Regions from separate parts of the Homo sapiens genome. Here region 2 is linked to region 1. Evidence: chromatin contacts called from ENCODE Hi-C or POLR2A ChIA-PET data. All regions are on one chromosome and are shown on one strand. Each heading gives the region's core, a stretch centred on a gene start or an enhancer-like site at or near the end of the contact. The rest is flanking DNA. Distances are from core to core; before and after follow the strand shown.

Evidence for each region. A loop is a pair of places that touch in the nucleus more often than their neighbours do. ChIA-PET counts read pairs that join two places held with the same protein, here RNA polymerase II (POLR2A). Pooled maps may share reads with other maps.
Region 2: a map with no recorded cell type shows a loop between it and region 1 (2.3-fold over the local background). The contact joins two enhancer-like sites. A Hi-C loop is called at or near these places in 1 of 37 single-sample maps with no recorded cell type and 1 of 50 pooled maps. POLR2A ChIA-PET finds 5 or more read pairs at or near these places in 1 of 52 experiments (activated CD4-positive, alpha-beta T cell).

Annotation. Positions count from the first base shown.
Region 1 is chr2:73,969,133-73,973,359 of GRCh38, reverse strand. The region is part of intron 1 of DGUOK-AS1 (DGUOK antisense RNA 1); the gene reads left to right. Among named protein-coding and RNA genes, the nearest start is that of DGUOK-AS1, 10 kb to the left of the region's middle. RefSeq lists an enhancer at 2,149-2,318. Within about 2 kb of position 2,144, at least 21 of the 41 ENCODE cell types and tissues checked have a DNase peak (open chromatin) inside an H3K27ac peak, as active enhancers do.
Region 2 is chr2:74,291,765-74,295,991 of GRCh38, reverse strand. All of the region lies in intron 7 of SLC4A5 (solute carrier family 4 member 5), which reads left to right. Among named protein-coding and RNA genes, the nearest start is that of SLC4A5, 50 kb to the left of the region's middle. Within about 2 kb of position 2,356, at least 2 of the 41 ENCODE cell types and tissues checked have a DNase peak (open chromatin) inside an H3K27ac peak, as active enhancers do.

The sequences.
Region 1 (4,227 bases), core at 895-3,394:
GCCCACCCCATGGGGTCTTTGGCAATGTCAGGTCATGCCCCGAGGCGTGGGGACTCCAATGTGAAGCCAGGCTGGGAACAACTGCTTGCAGGAGTGATCAGGAGTTTTGGAGTTTAGGATCCTGTGGCCTGTTGGAGGAGCTGCTGCAGGAGGAACGGCAAGACCTGGTTTCAAGCCTAGTAAGTGGTCCTTTAGGCACATAATTTAAGTGAATCTTTGTGTGTCTATCTGTAAAATGAGAATATTTAATGTCTACCACAAGAGTTGTGGCTTCGAGGAGAGGATAAATGAGGAAGTAGTGTGTGAAATAGAAAGCATATACAAATGTACTCTTGTTAGAACCTGGAAATTCAGACTATAGCAATGACTTTTGATCAGTGGAATATCCTTGACAACACTGGGGCAGATGCAAATAAGCAGGTTTGTTTCAAAACTGTCCATCCTATAATTTGATTTGATTTGCAGATCTTTTAGGCAGGTGCTCTCAAACGTGGATGCCTGGGGCAGTCCTAGCCAGAGGGCTCATGAGCAGGGGACAGCAGCCAATAGATCTGGGTTGGTTCAGATCATTTGGTCGTTCCTGCTTTGAAAAGTGGCTGGTCTCCAGGAGTCAAAACCTTGTTCTCCTGACAATGTGCCTTTGCACTTTTAACAAACACACCAGAATGTCTACTTCCAAATAAATATTCTTATCTAAATTGTTTCCTTGTGAGGTTGTATTACCATAGCTTAAAATGTCTTGGGAATTCCTCGTTTGAGATTGCCTTTATCTAAGCTACATCTCTTTTTTCTGAGTATTTTCAATCAGTGAATTTATTCTCCATCCTCTGAAGAAGAGCTTAATTTTAGAAAGCAGCCAAAAATATCTTTCAGAACCAAACCTGGTGATTAAGGTGGTAGTCTAACCTAGGTAAGACATTTTATTTTTTAAGTAGAAAGGTCACTTGTAAGGTACATGTGTATCTGTCTTGCTACTCACTGTACTCTGTGCCTGACATACAGACACTCAGTGTGTTCTTGTTGAATGATGAACAGAGCCTGGCTCTACTGGGACCCATAAACTGGCTCCAAAGGCAACTCCGAAGAGGTTTTTGAGCAACGCCAGCCTATTTGGCAATAATAATTTTTAGCCTGTATGTTGATTAGAAGTCAGTCCCTTTCCTTTATAAGTATTCTACATCTATACCTTATGCATTTGATCAAGGAGAAACTGTGGTAGTTCCTTGTACCTTACTGAGGCTAATGCTGGACTTAGTCTTCTAAAGCAAGCACTAATCAGTGACATTGGACAAATCCAGGCATTTTTGGAATTATTTTGCATGCCAACCCAAACCACAGAACATCTGAGCATGTGGTGGGTTAACAAGGACAATGCCTGAAACCCAACTCACTTTTTCACACAATGATTTCAAGATGCTGACATTTGAGGTGTACAGAGTTAAGCAGCTCATAGGCAGGGCAGCAAGCACTGGCTTGAGTGTCAGGACACCCGGGCTATTCCAGCTCTGCTGCTAACTAGCTGTGTCTGCTTGGGAAAAACGTGTCTTACACACTCCCATCTGTACAAACACACCCTTAGTCTTTATTTACGTACCTATACAATGATCTAGCACCATTAAAATCATCATTCTAAACTGAAAAAAGGCAGACAACAGTAGACACCCCACCGGCAAGGTCTGCCCAAGTACTGGGGAGATTTTTGGTGCTGCAAAAACCAGTTTGAGGCCGGGCTCCGTGGCTCACACCTGTAATCCCAGCACTTTGGGAGGCCGAGGCGGGTGGATTGCTTAAGGTCAGGAGTATGAGACCAGCCTGACCGACGTGGTGAAACCCTGTCTCTACTAAAACTACAAAATTAGCCGGGTGTTGTGGCGCATGCCTGTAATCCCAGCTACTCTGGAGGCTGAGGTGGGAGAATCACTTGAACCTGGGAGGAGGAGATTGCAGTGAGCTGAGATCGCACCACTGCACTCCAGCCTGGGTGAGAAAGCGAGACTCCATCTCAAAAAAAAAAAAGCCAACAACAACCACCACCACCACAAAAAAAACCCAGTTTGAGCAGAGAGAAAGTCTCTGCTCTGAAGGAGAAAAAAAGCCAAAGATGAAGCTCACTGCTGCTGGCACTGAAACTGAAGGGAACACGCAGGTCATCTGAGGTCAAGTTCAGGGCATGCAGCCAGCCACCAGGCAGGAAGGAAGCAGAGTGAATGCCTGCCTGCTCTCCCAGCCCTCCACCTTCTGAGCAGAAGTCCCACACCGGTCCCCTTTGCTGGGTCTCCCAAGGGACCTCAGAGACTCCTTCCAGACCCGGGCATTTGGGCTCTGGCCTCAAAGATACAGCCTACGTAGAAATGCTGAAAGAAACAGATAAGACAACAGTGTGAGCAATGGAGGCTTGGCTGGCCTGGCTTGTCTTTGCCAAGCACTCTATTTAAAACATTTGAGCATTTCTTGCCTGCTATTGCCCTCTACTCTAGCCTTGCGGTCTCCCTGCCCAACCCCACCCCCTCACAGGCTCTTTTCTTAGCTCCCTGCCTTTGCTTATGGTGTTTACTCCAAATCACCCTCAACCCAGTCTTGCTCTAAAAATCCTACTTCACTTAATGCCCAGCTAGAATGCCATGTAATCCAGGAAGCTCCTTAGCTGGAAGCAGCACTCATTTTGGTCCACAGTGGTATCACGCTTAGGGGCATGAGGTCTGATCCCACAAGGACCTCGACGCACCCCACCCTTCACCATCACATCCTGTGTGTTCCTTCCTTTGCCCATGCTGCTCCCCTGCTTGGACCGTCCTTCCCACCCTACCTGCCCGAATGGTCCTCACCTCACCCTTCAAGGCTCAGCTCAGCTGTACTTTGTGAAGCACTCACCAGCTCTTTCTTTCTCTCCACTCACATGCACCTACCAGTTCCATTTACTGAGTGGCTACTCTGCCCAGAAGTTTGTCTACAATATTTCTAATTCTTGGTACCACTTGAAAAATAGTTGCAAAATTAGTTTCATTTTCAGATTTAAGGAAAACAGAAGCTCAGAGAGGCAAGTTGTCCAAGTTGCGCTGCTGGTGAGTGGCCCAGCCAGGATTTGGAACCAGATTTGTGTGATGTCTAAACCCAAGTCCTCCATGTACTCCATGCTGCTTATTCATTCATAAGGTGGATATTTTAAGCAGGAGACTGTCAGGACCTTAAAGATGGTCTTCCTTGCTTTCAAAGCAAGGGACCTAAAATATAGAGATGTTCAGTGACTTGCCCAGGGTGATACAGTTTCTCCCAATCCCCTTCTCTGATTCCTCCCATGTGCCAGCGCTGGTGGCCAGGGAACTATCTATCACTGCAGAGGCTGTCCAGTACCAGGTAACGTTTGTCCGGGGTCCCCAGTCGTAAGCCATGGGGCACACACCTGCACTGCAAGCAGGGCCCCAAATTAGGCAAGAGAGAATGTTGCAACAAGCTCAGAGCCACAGGATATATTAGCACAATTGTATACAATGATAAAATCCTAAACAGTGGCTTCAAAGTTTATAGCTTTCTGGCCAGGCATGGTGGTGGCACATGCCTGTAATCCCAGCTACTCGGGAGGCTGAGGCAGTAGAATAGCTTGAAACCAGGAGGTGTAGGTTGCAGTGAGCTGAGATTGCACCACTGCACTCCAGCCTCGGTGACAGAGCAAGGTTCTGTCTCAAAAAAAACAAAACAAAAGTAGTTTACAGCTTTCTCATGTAGAAGTCTGAGGAGAGAGTCCAGGGCTAAAGTTGCAGTTCTGTGAAGTCAGGGCCTGAGGCTTCTTCTGTCTTTTGCAATTCTCTCTTTATGAGGCACTTCATGATTCAAAGTGGCCTCCAGGATCATGGGGGAGGGGGTGGCTCTGAGGGCAGAATCAAAGGGCTCATCATCATCATCTATTTCTACCATCCGTTCTAAGGATCTTACAGTCACGTAATCTAGTCCAGAGTCAGAGAGGCTGCTCAGAGCCCACCTGCAGCTGGCCTGGGTCTTAGCGAGTACGTAGCTAAGTATGTTAGCAAGTATGTTGCTCGCAGCATGGAGGGGTAAGGGTGTGGGAGGTGTTTCATTGCTTAGTGCAAGGGGTCTTTCTCAGGCTCAGCCTGCGTCCCTTTTTCTTCTTTCTTCCTGCTTTCCATTTGTCCAGTATCTATTGAATTACCCACTCCCATGTGCCAGGCACTGGAGATACAAAGTGGGATAAGACATAAGCCATGCTCTAAT
Region 2 (4,227 bases), core at 1,107-3,606, 320 kb before region 1:
GTTAACTAAAATAGACTCCAGCCTCCTCGCCACATTCTAGAATAGGCCCACACCTTTGCTTAAATGTCTGTGAATTTCCAAAGGCTTCTAGTCTCAGCGTTGCCCTGGCTCCAAGTCCCTGCTTGGTGGACTCAGTCTCACAGTGCTTCACCTTTGGCATCTGTTCTCTGCTTTCACCTCCAGGAAAGCCCAGGTATGGAGTTCTGCCCTGCTGTGGTTTCCTCAAAATTGGTCGTTTAAGGCACATAGGTGAGCAGCAGGCTTTGTTGAAGGTTCAGAACCATGGAGGGGGTTTACTTTGTAGAGATACTCAATTTTTTCTTTTTCTTTTTTGTTTTGTTTTGTGTTTTTTGTTTTTGAGAAGGAGTCTCCCTCTATTGCCCAGGCTGGAGTGCAGTGGTATGATCTCTGCTCACTGCAACCTCTGCCTCCCAGATTCAAGCAATTCTCTTGCCTCTGCCTCCCGAGTAGCTGGGACTACAGGCACCCGCCACCACACCTGGCTAATTTTTGTATTTTTATCAGAGGCGGGGTTTCACCATGTTGGCCAGGCTGGTCTTGAACTCCTGACCTCAAATGATCCACCCACTTCGGCCTCCCAAAGTCCTGGAATTATAGGCATGAGCCACTGCACCTGGCCGAGATACTCAATTTTTAAAATGAGATATTAGATATCCCTGTTCTTAAAAATCCTCTGGCCACTGAAGGTTTCCCCTTGGCCACCTTCCTCTGTAGTTTCACCTTCCTACCATATTTTTGGCAACTCCCACCCCCCATCACTGCCCTCCTGAGTCTCCTCGTATCTCCTTGCTTCTCGGTTTCTGAGCCCCCTCTCCTCAGCGCCCCCTCTCCAACACACACACACTCACTCCACTCACTTTACCTGTCATATGATTTACCTCGGTCTCTCTCACCTTAGCTCAGAGCCCATTTTCACCCAACTGGACTCATAATGTGTTGAACTAAACACAAAGACCATCTATCAGTCTAGCGCTTATGCAGCATAAAAGAACTGAAAGAGGGCCAGGCATGGTGGCTCACACCTGTAATCCCAGCACTTCGAGAGGCTGAGGCAGGCGGATCACTTGAGGCCAGGAGTTTGAGACCAGTCTGGCCAACATGGCGAACCCAGTTTCTACTAAAAATATAAAAATTAGCCGGGCGTGGTGGCAGACACCTGTAATCCCAGGTACTCAGGAGGCTGAGGCACAAGAATTGCTTGAACACTGGAGGCGGAGGTTGTAGTTAGCTGAGATTGCGTCAGTACACTGGGCGACAGAGCAAGACTGTGTCTCAAAAAAAAAAAAAAAATCCAAAAAACTGAGAGGCCTTTAAATTTTCTTCTCTCCTTTCTCCGTCCCCACTGGCCTCTGTCAGATGAAAGAAGCGGGATCAAGATTCAACTTCCTACTGATATCATTAGGCTCCATACCCCTCTTGGCTTGGAAGGAAAAAGCAGAGCAACTGTTCAGTTTGATTTTAAATGACAGCTTCTTCATTATACTGCATTTATATCTACCAAAACAGAACAATAAGGACAACATGCAAATTGAAGACTCTTGGTGACATTTTTAAATCTTAAATCATGAGTAATAATTGCCTTTTACCCTTTTGGTTTTCCAGAAACGTCTGATTCTCCTTCCCTTGTGCGCCAATGAGATGGATGTCGTTGTTCTCTTTTTGCTGTTGGGTCTTATAATGCTCGGGGCCTTTCTGATTTCACACTGAGGTTGTTGCCCTTCCCAGGCCTGGTAGGTCCAGAGTGGCGTAGGGAACTCAGATGGGAAAGACGGAGGGATCTCTTACCTGAATTTCTCAGCTAGCCTTGACTGAGTCTCCCCTGACCCCCAACATACTTAGGCCTTCTCCAGCCTTGGCTCCATCCACAAGCACTTTTGGGGGGCTGGCCATGCACATGCCAGGCTCTGCCAGCCCCTCTGACCCAGCTGAGCTTCCTCCCTTATCCAAGGTCACGGAGTGTTTCCTTTGCCTCTCTTTCTTTCTTTAGGCCTGCCCTGCCTTTTTTTACTCCCCGCTCTTTTACTTTTCACATGACTAGGCTTAATCTAACTATTCTTATGACAGTGACTCAACATTCTTTTATAACCTTTACACTTATGGTTTTCAAGAAGGTACTCAGAAAAAAATCTCCACACTCTAGAATTTCATACAAAGGGGACTCATGATTAAGAAGGTAATTTTATCACAATGCCAGAAACCTATTTGAACTGGCTTGGGGAAGCAGAGAGAGAAGGGGTGTGGGGAGAGATTGTTTATATTACAAGAACAAAGGAGTTTCTCACAGTCCCAAAGCAAAACGAAGAGCCGGGCTCAAGTGGGTGAGCGCAGTGCCTTCTCAGCCCCCTCTCTGGGTGTACACAGCCCTTTCCCACAGCTTCGCCTCTAGGCTGCTTCCTCTCTTTGCAGCCCAGCCCTTTCTGCCTCTTCCATTTACCAGCTCTGTCTCCCAGAAACCATCAGGAAAGGCCCAGCTAACTCAGAGACCCAATTCAAAATTCACAGGCTTGGGACAGGTGTCCAATGAACCATTCCTGCTCCAATTCATTGTGGCCAGGAGCACAGGTCACATGTCACACAAATACAGCTGCCCAGGGTCATCCTTATGGGAGGAGGGGACATGGGCTGGGCAGACATTCCAAAGCCACCCACCCCAGGAAGGATTCCCGTGAACACAGCAAGTCAGCAGATTCTCTCCTCTTCCTCTCTCAGAGGGCACACTTGGAGTTTGTATACAGCCTTCTAGAAAAAGAATGTTATTGCCCATGAAACTAGGACTCAGGGCCTCCAAGACCTACTTCACACAGTTGGCAAGAATGGTTTTGGCTCCTTTGGGTTCCCTCTCCCAGTCCCCAATAGTCAGTGGCCTGGAGTCACCCGAATCCCCCCATCCCTGCCCCCTCTGCTTCACCCTCAGCTCCATTTCCTTGTTCTTGGCTCCTCTCTTGCTGAGGCCAGCCTCAGCAAATATACTCCCGAGTGTCAGGCAGTCAAATCCATTCACCCAGCAAATATGCATTGAGTACACATGCTGTGTGAACCCATGTCAGGGGCCAGCAGTGCGATGTGAACAAGATAGGCCCTGACCTCACAAAGCTGACCGTGTAGCCACCCATCAGGGAGCCGATGAGAGAGAGAATGTCTGAAAGGACTTGCCCAGAGCTGAGGACCCCAGGATCGTGTCCTGATGTTGACTTCCAGATGGCCATAATGGCTCCCAGATCTTTACTAAGAGTTGAAGTCCACACTGCTTGCTAGTTTGCAGGCCACTAGATCATTTTGTGCTAAGTCAGTCCCCACCCAGTAAAAGCATGATTCTTTGTGTGGCTTTAGTGTGCCTCCTGAAGCGGTCCCCATGGAGGTTATGTTTCTCCCAGCAACTGCTGTTAGAATCCATTCCTATAGTTGGGCTGGCACTTTGTGACTCTTGCTGTTAGCTATAGAACAGAGGGGCTATTACCTGTGGCATTTCTCATTATGTGGATTAACTTCTGACGTGCTGCACACATGTGGGATCCGCAGGGCATTAGAGAAACCCTGACCCAGTGGCCCAGCATGTGGTGAGCTAAACCTTCTGTGGGCAGAAGGGAGGGGCAGAGACAGCGTAGGGGCCTGGGATGGAGGGCCAGAGGTAGCATGGGAGGAGCATGGAGTCTAGAAGCTGAGAAGGATTGGGCCCTTGGAATGTTTAGAGGGAACAGGCTGGTAACTGGTAGTAACAGAGGAAGCATCTCACCTGCTGGCATCAACAATAATAGCAATATCACCTATTGAGTGACTGGTGTACACGAGTGCTGTGCCAGCCAGTCACATTACATGTATTATCTCATTGAATCCCTGCCACAGTCCAGTGAGGGGGGCGTGATTATTACCGCTTCATAGATGAGGAAACTAAGGCTCAGTGGGAGCTTGATGTCTTGCCAGGATCCTACTGCTAGTAATAGCAGAGTCTGGAGTTGAGCCCAGGTCTGGGCTCTTAAAACACCACATGAATAAAGAGGGTCTTTTTGGGATCCTTGGCCATCTTTTTTTGGGTATTGAGGCCACCCACAGGGCCTGACTTGGTGTGGCCTGCTGTGGCCACTCAGAAGGAGCTGGGTCAACCTCAGCCACAGTGCAGTGGAAGCTGCAGAGCCTGGGACCCTCAGGCAGGGCCTGGTGTCCTCTGCTTCTGTTTTCTCAGCTTTAAAACGGGCATACTTGTGGCCA